Linked DNA regions of Homo sapiens: region 2 is linked to region 1. A link is a contact called in ENCODE Hi-C data. All regions are on one chromosome and are shown on one strand. Each heading gives the region's core, a stretch centred on a gene start or an enhancer-like site at or near the end of the contact. The rest is flanking DNA. Distances are from core to core; before and after follow the strand shown. Region 1 holds the start of PSMB2 (proteasome 20S subunit beta 2). Region 2 holds the start of TRAPPC3 (trafficking protein particle complex subunit 3).

Evidence for each region. Hi-C counts contacts between places; a loop is a spot of excess contacts on that map. Pooled maps may share reads with other maps.
Region 2: a map with no recorded cell type shows a loop between it and region 1 (6-fold over the local background). The contact joins the promoter of TRAPPC3 here to the promoter of PSMB2 in region 1. A Hi-C loop is called at or near these places in 2 of 37 single-sample maps with no recorded cell type and 8 of 50 pooled maps.

The regions. Positions count from the first base shown.
Region 1 is chr1:35,639,345-35,644,522 of GRCh38, forward strand. PSMB2 (proteasome 20S subunit beta 2) reads right to left here and starts at 2,182. Exons shown (of 6, transcript NM_002794.5): 1 at 1,998-2,182. The coding sequence starts at 2,088. RefSeq lists enhancers at 1,157-2,122, 1,911-2,370, 2,123-3,087.
Region 2 is chr1:36,147,098-36,152,275 of GRCh38, forward strand. It overlaps TRAPPC3 (trafficking protein particle complex subunit 3), which reads right to left and starts at 2,389. Exons shown (of 5, transcript NM_014408.5): 1 at 2,240-2,389. The coding sequence starts at 2,281. RefSeq lists enhancers at 2,059-2,719, 2,073-2,152, 2,283-2,942.

The DNA of each region.
Region 1 (5,178 bases), core at 932-3,431:
AAATTGGAATGTGCAGAGTGCAACTATTTCCAATTATTTTTCAAGAACTAACTCAAATTCATCTTTCTCCCATACCATAGTTATCTTTCTTTTATTACTCTTAGGATTTGCTCTTGAACTCATTAATTTAAAAACCAACCTACTACTAACTAGTAATACTTCTTTTATTATATAAAATCATCTTGCAGCATTTATTTCCTTGTTTTCTTAATGTCTTGGACTCTTCTATGGGTTATAAGTAATATACTGCATCCCCTATAATGACTAAAAGTACTGTGTACATAAGTAGGCTTAAAGCACATTCTACTTTTCAATGTGATTTCACATACATTTGGGATGAAACAAAAGACCTGTAAAGATAATGATTATTGTTCTACCTAGACATGACTTAATGTTAAAATCACTTGCTTGTCAAAGACCTTAGTATTCAAAATAATGGACAAATTTACTCTCAAAACAAATTCACTCCTTTGGAAGGACTGGCTTACAAACAAAACTTCTACAAACTAATCATAGAATTTCATAAAGTATAAGGTGCTATGTTAAGTGATTTACATTAATTCATTAACCTTTTGAGATAGGTGCTATTACATTACCACCTTATAGATGTTAGCTCTAGGGCACGGAGTTAGAGAAATTTGCTTAAGGTCACAAGTGGCAGAACCTGGGTTCAACCTATGCAGTGAGTCCAGACATTTTGCCCCTAAGTACTATAATATACTATACTATACTATACTATACTATACTATACTATACTATCTATACTAAATTACTCAATACATAATTTTAAGAAGATTTTGGTTGTTTTTCTGCAGAATCTAAGTTTGTTTTCCTTAACTGATCAAAGACGTGCTACTGTTGAAAAAGTATTAAGCTTTGGTTCAGATGACTTAATGGTCATTTGACAAATATGTTTGGGCACCTACGTACACTTAGTATTATTAAGTACCTGCCTAGTGCTAAGGATTTGCACATAACTCATTTACTAAATCCTCCCGACAAGTTTGTGAGTTTGGTATTGCTAATCTTAAAGATGAGGAAATCTGGGCACTGCAAAATAACTTATACAAACTCATAAGGCAAATAAATGACAGGGCTCCAATCTCTTAACTCCATTAACTACTTAAATATAAGGAAAACCTGGCAGCCATTGCTCTGGAAAACTGGAAAAGAAGAATCGGGAGCCACGGGAAGAAGGAAAATGCCAAGCTTCTGGTCCCACAGTCTCACTCTCCCCAGGATCCCACCTTATGCCGCCAACAAACTAACCTCATTACTAGCGACACCAGGAAACTTATCAGAGATTCGGGGATCTAGAGAGCCAGTCCCACAGTCTCACTCTCCTCAGGATCCCACCTTATGCCGCCAACAAACTAACCTCATTACTAGCGACACCAGGAAACTTATCAGAGATTCGGGGATCTAGAGAGCCAGGCTCTGGGCAGGCGCTTAAACATTTATAAACTGATTCCCTTTAGGCAACTCTCACCAAGCAAGAAGCATTTAGCGAAGGCCAGAGCAGAGCACTGACCCAGGAGCCCTGGAGGAGCAAATGCCAAGGTCCCAGACCTGTCTGCCTGTTTCGCCTGTAATCCCAGCACTTTGGAAGGCCGAGACGGGCGGATCTCCTGAGGTCGGGAGTTCGAGACCAGCCTGACCAATATGGAGAAATCCACATCTCTACTAATAATACAAAAATTAGCCAGGCGTGGTGGCGCATATCTGTTCCCAGCTACTCGGGAGGCTGAGGCACGAGAATCGCTTGAACCCGGGAGACAAAGACTGTGCTAAGCCGAGATCGCGCCATTGCACTCCGGCCTGGACAACAAGAGCGAAACCCCTCTCGAAAAAATAAATAAATAAATAAAATAAGTACGGGCAGGGCAGGCCGGCTTCCATCTCTCAGATCCTCCCTGGTACTTATTCAACCCCCGACAAACTCCTTCTGGCCGCTCCTACACCCCAGGCCTGGCCGGGCCTCCCCTGCTTCCTCTCACCGTCCTTCATCTGGACAATATTGCTGGCGGCCACCCGGTCGGAGGCGACAAGAACATAGTCGGGGCCTTGGATACCGATGAGGTACTCCATGGTGGCGGAAGGCCAGGGGCTGCAGGTCCGACACAGCACGAGACTCGCCCGCTTCCAGGTCTCACCGGTGAGACAGCACCTCAGAGCGAAGATTGGCGCGACGCCTGCAGCACGACTTCCACGGCGCTCTCGGATGACGTACAACTGTCGCGAGAGGTTGCAAAGCGGGCGCGGCGCCGGGTGCCTTATGTTCAGTGCTTGTCTCTGGGATCGTACGGGTCTCCTCCGGAGCAGGCTGTGCAGGTCACTTGCCTTATGTGACGCCCAGTTTCTCTGTTTACACACTAAGATTTTAAAAGTGGCTTTAGGATAAAATCACGCAGTGTATGTAAGGTGCCGAGCACGTGTGGGTGTCAAAAAGGGGTAGGTAGCCAGGCAGCCGTTTCCCTACGTTGCTCGGTAAAATCTCCCCAGAAACCCCTTTCCTGCAAGCCAGATTGGAGAAAAATTAACTTGAGGGGAGCCTTACTTCCATCCTTCACAAAAATAGTATATGGTTGGATTAAAGATATAAGCATGGCCGGGCGCAGTGGCTCACGCCTGTAATCCCAGCACTTTGGGAGGCCAAGGCAGGCGGATCACCTGAGCTTGGGAGTTCGAGACCAGCCTGACCAATATGGAGAAACCCCGTCTCTACTAAAAATACAAAATTAGCTGGGCGTGGTGGCGCATGCCTGTAATCCCAGCTACTCTGGAGGCTGAGACAGAGAATCGCTTGATCCCTGGAGGCGGAGGTTGCGGTGAGCACTCCAGCCTGGGCAACAAAAGCGAAACTCCGTCTCAAAAAAAAAAAAAAAAAAAAAAAAAAAAAAAAAAAAAAAAAAAAGAGAGGGAGAGAGATACAAACATGGAAGAAAAAGTAGAAAAATATTTCTGTAATTTTTGGAAGAGATGTGTTTCTAAGCTTGACAGGGAACCCAGAAGCAATATGAGAAAAGACTTGACAGATTTGACTACCTAAAATTACACGTCTCTATGTGGTGAAAGTCATTATCATGCTCAACAGTAAATGTAAATTGGGAATGTTTCAATTGTAGAAATAGTTACTATTTTGGACCTTATAGACAGAAGAAAGGAAAAAGTTAATATCTATAACTTAAAAGATATTCCTACAAACCAATGGGAGGGGAGCCGGGTGAGACAATACCATTTTTAAAAGACCCGGCAGGGCACGGGGGCGGATCAAGAGGTCGGGAGTTCGAGAACAGCCTGGCCAATATGGTGAAACCCCGTCCCTACTAAAAATACAAAAAATTAGTTGGGCGTGGTGGCAGGCGCCTGTACTACTCCGGAGGCTGAAGCAGGAGAATTGCTTGAACCTAGGAGGCGGAGATTGCAGTGAGCCGAGATAGCGCCCCTCCACTCCAGCCTGTGCAACAGAGAGACTCCATCTCAAAAAAAAAAATAAAAAATAAAAAAAGACCAAAGACTAAGAAAAACAATTCACAAAAGAAGCAACACGAATGGCCAATAAACATGAAAAGATCCTCAACCTTGATGGTAATTAGGAAAATGGGAAATAAGAAACAATGAGAAAGTATAAATTGGGGGTAAGGTTCTAAGTTGTACAACCTTTTTATAGAGAACAATTTTAATATCTGTTAAATATGCATAACCTTTTGAATATGTCCAAAAGAAATGTTTGGACACACAGTCCAAATATTTGTGTACCGAGATACTCAGTGTTGCCAGGGGCAGTGGCTCACGCCAGTAATCCTAGCACTTTGGGAGGCCAAGACGAGCGGATCACGAGTTCAGGAGTTCGAGACCAGCCTGGCCAACATGATGAAACCCCGTCTCTACTAAAAATACCAAAATTAGCTGGGCGTGGTGGTGCGGCACCTGTAATCCCAGCTACTGGGGAGGCCAAGGCAAGAGAATCGCTTGAACCCGGGAGGCAGAGGTTGCAGTGAGCCAAGATCACACCATTACACTCCAGCCTGGGCAACAGAGCAAGACTCTCTCTCAAAAAAAAAAAAAAAAGAGAGAGAGATATTTAGTGTTGCAGCACTACAACACAAAAGAGGACCAACTTACGTGTCTAAAAGTGGAGACATTGTTGGGCCGGGTGTGGTGGCTCATGCCTGTAATCCCATCACTTTGGAAGGCCAAGGTAGGTGGATCACGTGAGGTGAGGAGTTCGAGACCAGCCTGACCAACATGGTGAAACCCGGTCTCTACTAAATACAAAAAATTAGCCGGGCGAGGTGGCAGGCGCCTGTAATCCCAGCCACTTCAAGAGGTTGAGGCAGGAGAATCGCTTGAACCTGGGAGACAGAGGTTACAGTGAGCTGAGATCGTGCCACTGCACTCCAGCCTGGGCAACAAGGGCAAAACTCTGTCTCAAAAAAAAAAAAAATGTAGTACAGTCATAGTGGAATATTGTGCACCCATAAAAAGAATGAGATGAATCTAAATATACCTATATATTCCATGGCCCAAGATACATTAAGTGAAAGTAAAAATGCTTTTTTATATGTAGCCTGATGCCATTTTGTTTAACTATGAATATTTGAATATGAATGGAATACCTGTAAATACCTGTTTACAGGTATTCTAGTGTCAAATTATTTGCATTTATTACCCTGGTGAGTGTAATTTGAAGGGAGAACTTTCACTTTTTATTTTATACACATGGGTATTGTTTGAATGTTTTACAGTGCTCATGTACTATTTGTATTTTTTCTAATAGAAAAAAAAACAGCCATCCCTTTATATCTTGAAGCAATTCTGAAAAAAAGGTGAAATATTTCTTGATTGGGTTTCTGACATCCACAACTGAGTCTTCATACTAGCTTATTGAGAAATGGGAAACGAGTTGCAGTTGTATCTCCAAACACAACTATGCAATTCGTTTGTCTCTGCAGAAATTGTAATACTTTATTCTGAATGTTTCTTCCAGCTCCCTGCACATAAAGGAACACAGAGCCTGAGGAGTTTGAGGCAGCCTATCAATCATGGGATGGATGCCAGGGGCAAGTGAGGTCATTAAGTCAACCATCCACTATGAACACAGCTGCATCCATCACTCTAGAAAGATTGTTTTCTTAAATACCACTTGGAGGGGGGAGGTCTCTCTCTCTCTCTCTC
Region 2 (5,178 bases), core at 1,139-3,638, 510 kb after region 1:
CCCAGCACTTTGAGAGGCTGAGGTGGGGAGATCACTTGAGGTCAGGAGTTTGAGACCAACCTGGGAATACAAAAATTAGCCAGCCGTAGTGGTTGGGTGCCTGTAATCCTAGCTACTCGGGAGGCTGAGGCAGGAGAATCTTTTGAACCTGGGAGGTGGAGGCTGCAGTGAGCTGAGATCGGGCCACTGCACTCCAGCCTAGGTGACAGAGCGAGACTCTGTCTCAAAACACAAAACAAAACAATTTAGGTCTTGGCAAGCTTAAATGGAACACAGATGCAATCCCAGTAATTTGTGAAGCAGAGTTGGAGGGACTGCTTGAGCCCAGGAGTTCGAGACCTCGAGACCAACCTGGGCAACACAGGGAGACCCCTAGCTCTACAAAAAAAAAAAAAAATTAGCCAGGCATGGTGGTGCACACCTATAGTACCAGCTACTTGGGAGGCTGAGGCGGGAGGACTGCTTGAACTCGGGAGGTCAGGCTGGATGAGCCTCAATCATGCCACTACACTCCAGCCTGGGTATATCATTTAAAATTAAATAGACAGTGCTATGAAGACAACCAGCATAGAGTTAGAGGTTAGAGAATTAGGCAGGTAATCAGGAGGGAAGGCCTCTCAAAGGAGGTGACATTTGAGTAACTATGAATGAAGGCAGGAGTGGGCTAAGTGACTATCTAGAAGAAGGGAGTTCCAAGAGCCTTGAGGGCAGGAGTATGCTGCTGCCCCTCCCTAATTACCTTACTTCACTGAAACGAAGAATACTGGGGGCTGGGGGTAGAGTCTGCAGATTTTTGTTAAAGATTTCAATATTGATTTCAGGCTTAAAAAATGGATAAAATGAGAGCAAAGTACAAAAACTAACCAGGAAGACCTCTACTCATCTCATAGGAAAAGGAGAAAGAAACATTTACCATGCCCCTCACATTTTACACCATCCCATTTAATATTAGGTAGACATTACTATCCCCATTTTATAGATAAAGAAATTGAAGATCAATCAAGTAAGTCAGAATTCCAACCAAGGTCCATGTGTTTCCCCTTACCTGACATTGTTTCCTAACAAAATATTCTCGTCTTTTGGCCGGGTGTGGTGGCTCACCCCTGTAATCCCAGCACTTTGGGAGCCTGAACAGGCAGATCACTTAAGGCCACGAGTTCGAGACCAGGCTGGCCAACATGGTGAAACCCCGTCTCTACTAAAAATACAAAAATTGGTCAGGCGCAGTGGCTCACGCCTGTAATCCCAGCACTTTGGGAGGCCGAGACAGGCGGATCACCTGAGGTCAGGAGTTCGAGACCAGCCTGGCCAACATGGTGAAACCCCATCTCTACTAAAAATACAAAAATCAGCCAGGCGTGGTGGTGGACACCTGTAATCCCAGCTACTCGGGAGGCTGAGGCAGAAGAACTGCTTGAACCTGGGAGGCAGAGGTTGCAGTGAGCCAAGTTAGTGCCACTGCACTCCACCCCGGGTGACAGAGATTTCGTCTGGGGGCGGGGGGAGGGAGGGAAGAACGAAAGAAAAATGACCTAAGTCTGCAGCCCCAGCCCCTAGTCCAACTTTATAGGACCATATGGTGTCCAAACTATTCCCTGGGAAAGAAGGGAGCCACCCACTCCATTAGAGGGGCACCACTCACTGCTTACTCTGGCCCATCTCTTATTCCATTGAATAAAACGTTCCTTTCTGGCACGACCAGTATCTGAACATCTCTCACAATACCCACGCCACAGTACGAGACACTGTAGCCTAAGAGTAAAGCCTAACAGTCAGCTCCTAGCATTAGCTTTGGAGTTAAACACGGGTCCAAATCCTAACTTCCCAGGTGTAAATATGGGCAAATTACGTAAGCTCTCCAAGCTGTAAAACGGCAATGTTATCCATCTGATAGGGGCTACTCTGCAGATTAACTGAGATGCTGTAACGTGCGTGGCCCGGTGCCCAACACATAGTAAGAGAGAAGTTAAGTGGCAGTTATTGGTATTTATTACCGTCGTTGTTGTTGGCTTAGCACAGAGCTGCACTCAGGCCTTGGGGGCGGGGTCTCCTCCGGGGAACTTCTCCGACGGTCCCCTCACCTGCCTGGAACGCCCCCGGAGTGACCCAGCAAGAGGCTTCCCCTTGCCAGAGCTCACAGGAAGGCCCTTTTCCAAACGCACCTCGCGCTCGGCGCCGGGCCCCTTCCCTGTACGCCTCAATTTCGCCCCGCCCGCCGAGGTCACGCGCTCCAAGTTACCATTTTCTTGCTCTCGGTGCCACGGTTCGCCTGCCTCGACATGGTGCCGGCCGCCCCGCCCCACTCGCCTAGCCACGGGTTAGCTCGGCGACCCCTGCAGACGCCGGAGCCTAAGCCGCTGCCCCTCAGCCCACAAGACCGACCGGCACTGACTCACTGCGCCTGCGCGGCCTCCCGCGGGGCACCACGGGACTAGTGGTCCGGCCGACGTGGGCAACTCCCGCCCAACAAACGTCAGACTACAACACCCAACAGCCCCTTTGGCAGCACCGCCTCTTAACACAGTCAACTACAACTCCCGGAGTGCTCCGCGCGCGCCTGCCTGGTAGAGCCCAGCTTGCGCTGGGCAGCATCCTGGCCGCTGGGTGGCGTCCGCAGCCTTCGGTAATCCTGGGTCACACACACGCTTCCTCCTTGTCCCCCTCCCCCCGCGCCCGGCTCAGAGATGATGCTCCACAAATTCCTCTCTCGCCGGGGTTGGTCTTGGAAAGTCCCTCTTTCGAGCTAGCGTCTTCCGCTGTTGCGATTCAGCTCCAGAAGCTCCCAAGATGTCCCAGAAAACTAGCAATGACTCACACAGAATTGGCTTCTTCATTAGAAAAATATTTAATGACCTACTATGTGCCAAGCATTTCGCTAGTGTCTTTCTCTTCAGACTGCCAAACCCCAAATGATGCCAGCACCTGCCTTCTACCACCTGTGGCCTCGTGATGGAATATCCAGTCTTTTAGGTAAAGTTCAAGTCACTTTCTCCCCCTCCCTCCCCCTAGAACAGCTACACTGCCTGGTTCCCAGAAAACAAAGATCACTAACTGTCGTGGCCGTCAGTTCTGAGTTCTAATCCCAGCTTTGCCATTTTAGGCAAGTTGCTAAATCTCTCTCAGTTGTTGTAAAGACTGGTGAGCCACGCATGCCCAGCACTTGGGCGCATAAAAGGCATAAAAGAAACGTGTATTCCCTTCCAGCCACCCTCCAAAAACAAGCCAACAAACAGGCACCAGAAACACGAAGGGAATGTGCTGGCTGAACTCTCACCCATCACCAAGGGGAAGTCTATAGTCCCTGACCACAGCTCTTTGGTTTCAGCTCCCGCGGTCTCTCAGCTGGTCAACTCTGAGGAAGCTGGGCTGGGGGGTCCCTGAGCACTCTCTGTTCACTTAGGCCTGGTAGCCTGACTGTAGCAGCTGCATTCTGGCCCCTAGCCCTCACCATGACAACCAGCCTGTCCAGACACGAGCCAGCCAGGCTAGGGAGGGCTGGGGGGCCGCTGAGGCTGCAAGCTGGTGCCCAGGGTTCCCCCAGTCCCTCCCTCAGGGTGCAGGACCAATCATTATTATACCCTTTTCCCCAGACATTCTGTTTCCTCCCTAGAGGCAGTGACCCCTCACTCTCCATCCTGTGTAATGCCACAGGGGAGGGAGCCAAGGGCCGAGGGCTCTGGGAAGGAACTTGAGGGTTGGTTGGGGTTGGGGGAGGAAAGCAGGAGTCAACTAGCCCCCAAGGGCCAGCTCAGCTAGACAAGAGCCCTCTGCATTCCCAGGACAGAGGACAGCTGAGGTGAAAGCTGCAGTTGGCCAGCCGGTCTGTCGGTCTGGGCTCCTCCCTGCCGGCTGCCCTTGGCTGCCCACAGAAACCTGAGTCACACTCACAGCCAGCCACCCAACCCCACCCTGCCTGCTGTCAAGCAGGGCGGTTCTAGAGAGAGTGGAGGTGGAGCCTTTCCCTGCCTGTCCAACAGCCTCCGAGATTTTGCCTCTCTCTGCCTGGGATTCCTCCTCTTGGCGTCTCTTTCTCTTTGGGACTTGCAGTGTCATTAGTCCTGAATGAACAGTGGGGGTGGGGGCCATCTCAGGTTGATCTATATGATCCCCTCCTCACTCAGATAGGTTCTTAAAGGCTTCTTAGGCCGAGCACAGTGGCTCATGCCAGTAACCCCAGCACATTGGGAGGCAAAGGCAGGAGGAACACTTTAGCCCAGGAGTTTGAGACCAGCCTGGGCAACATAGTGAGACCCCCATCTCCATAAAAAATAATTTTTAAAAAGGCTGTTCTGTTATGAAATAGCCACTCTTTTGTTTATTTACTTTTTTAACAAAAATAAATAAAAATTAAAAAAAACAACAACCAGCTGAGCATTGTGGTGTGCACCTCTGGCCCCCAGCTACTAGGAAGGTTAAGGTGGGAAGATTGCTTGAGCCCAGGAGGTGGAGGGTGCAGTGAGCCATGTTTGCACTACTGCACTCCAGCCTGGGTGACAGAACTGAAACCTTGTCTCAAAACAACAACAACAACAACAAAACTCCTTAGACAGCTGTTCCAAGGATTCTCAGTATGGTTTCCATCATTCCCAAATCCCAACCCTCCTTACCACTTCTAGGTGCCAGGACATTTAGGAACACCAGATGTCCCCTCACCACCCTCTTCTCCTTCTCCCTAGAAAACAACACAAGGGATAGCTTTCTGTTCCTATCAGGGGCTCTAGACAAAGACTCTCTCCTGGGAACCCAAAGGGTTGAATCTATTTAGTCCTGTATCTGAGTTCCCCGCCTCCCCAAGAGCTGGACAGGGAGGGGCAGCTGGCATCACCAGCCACAGGGAGTGGGCCCTGGGAGCTGAGGCCCCCCAGGAAGGCCGGTGCTGGTTAGAGACCCCGTGTTGCTGCAGTCCCTTGAGGCTGGGGCAGTGCCTTGAGGCTGGGGTGGGAGTGAGAATGGGTGCCTATTCTCTCCTCTGCCCCCACTGTGAGGCCCCTCCCACTTCCTGCAGTAATTTGTGGGTGTGGGAGCAGCATCCAAGGCCTCAGTTCTGAGAGATTTGTTAATTTTCTTAACTCTCCCAGTGATTTCCTTCATCTCTCCATCAGGTTCATCCTGGATCCTGCCCCACCAAACTAGGAGGCTGAAAATATCCTTGCCTTTCTTCCCCTCGGGGAAACAGGA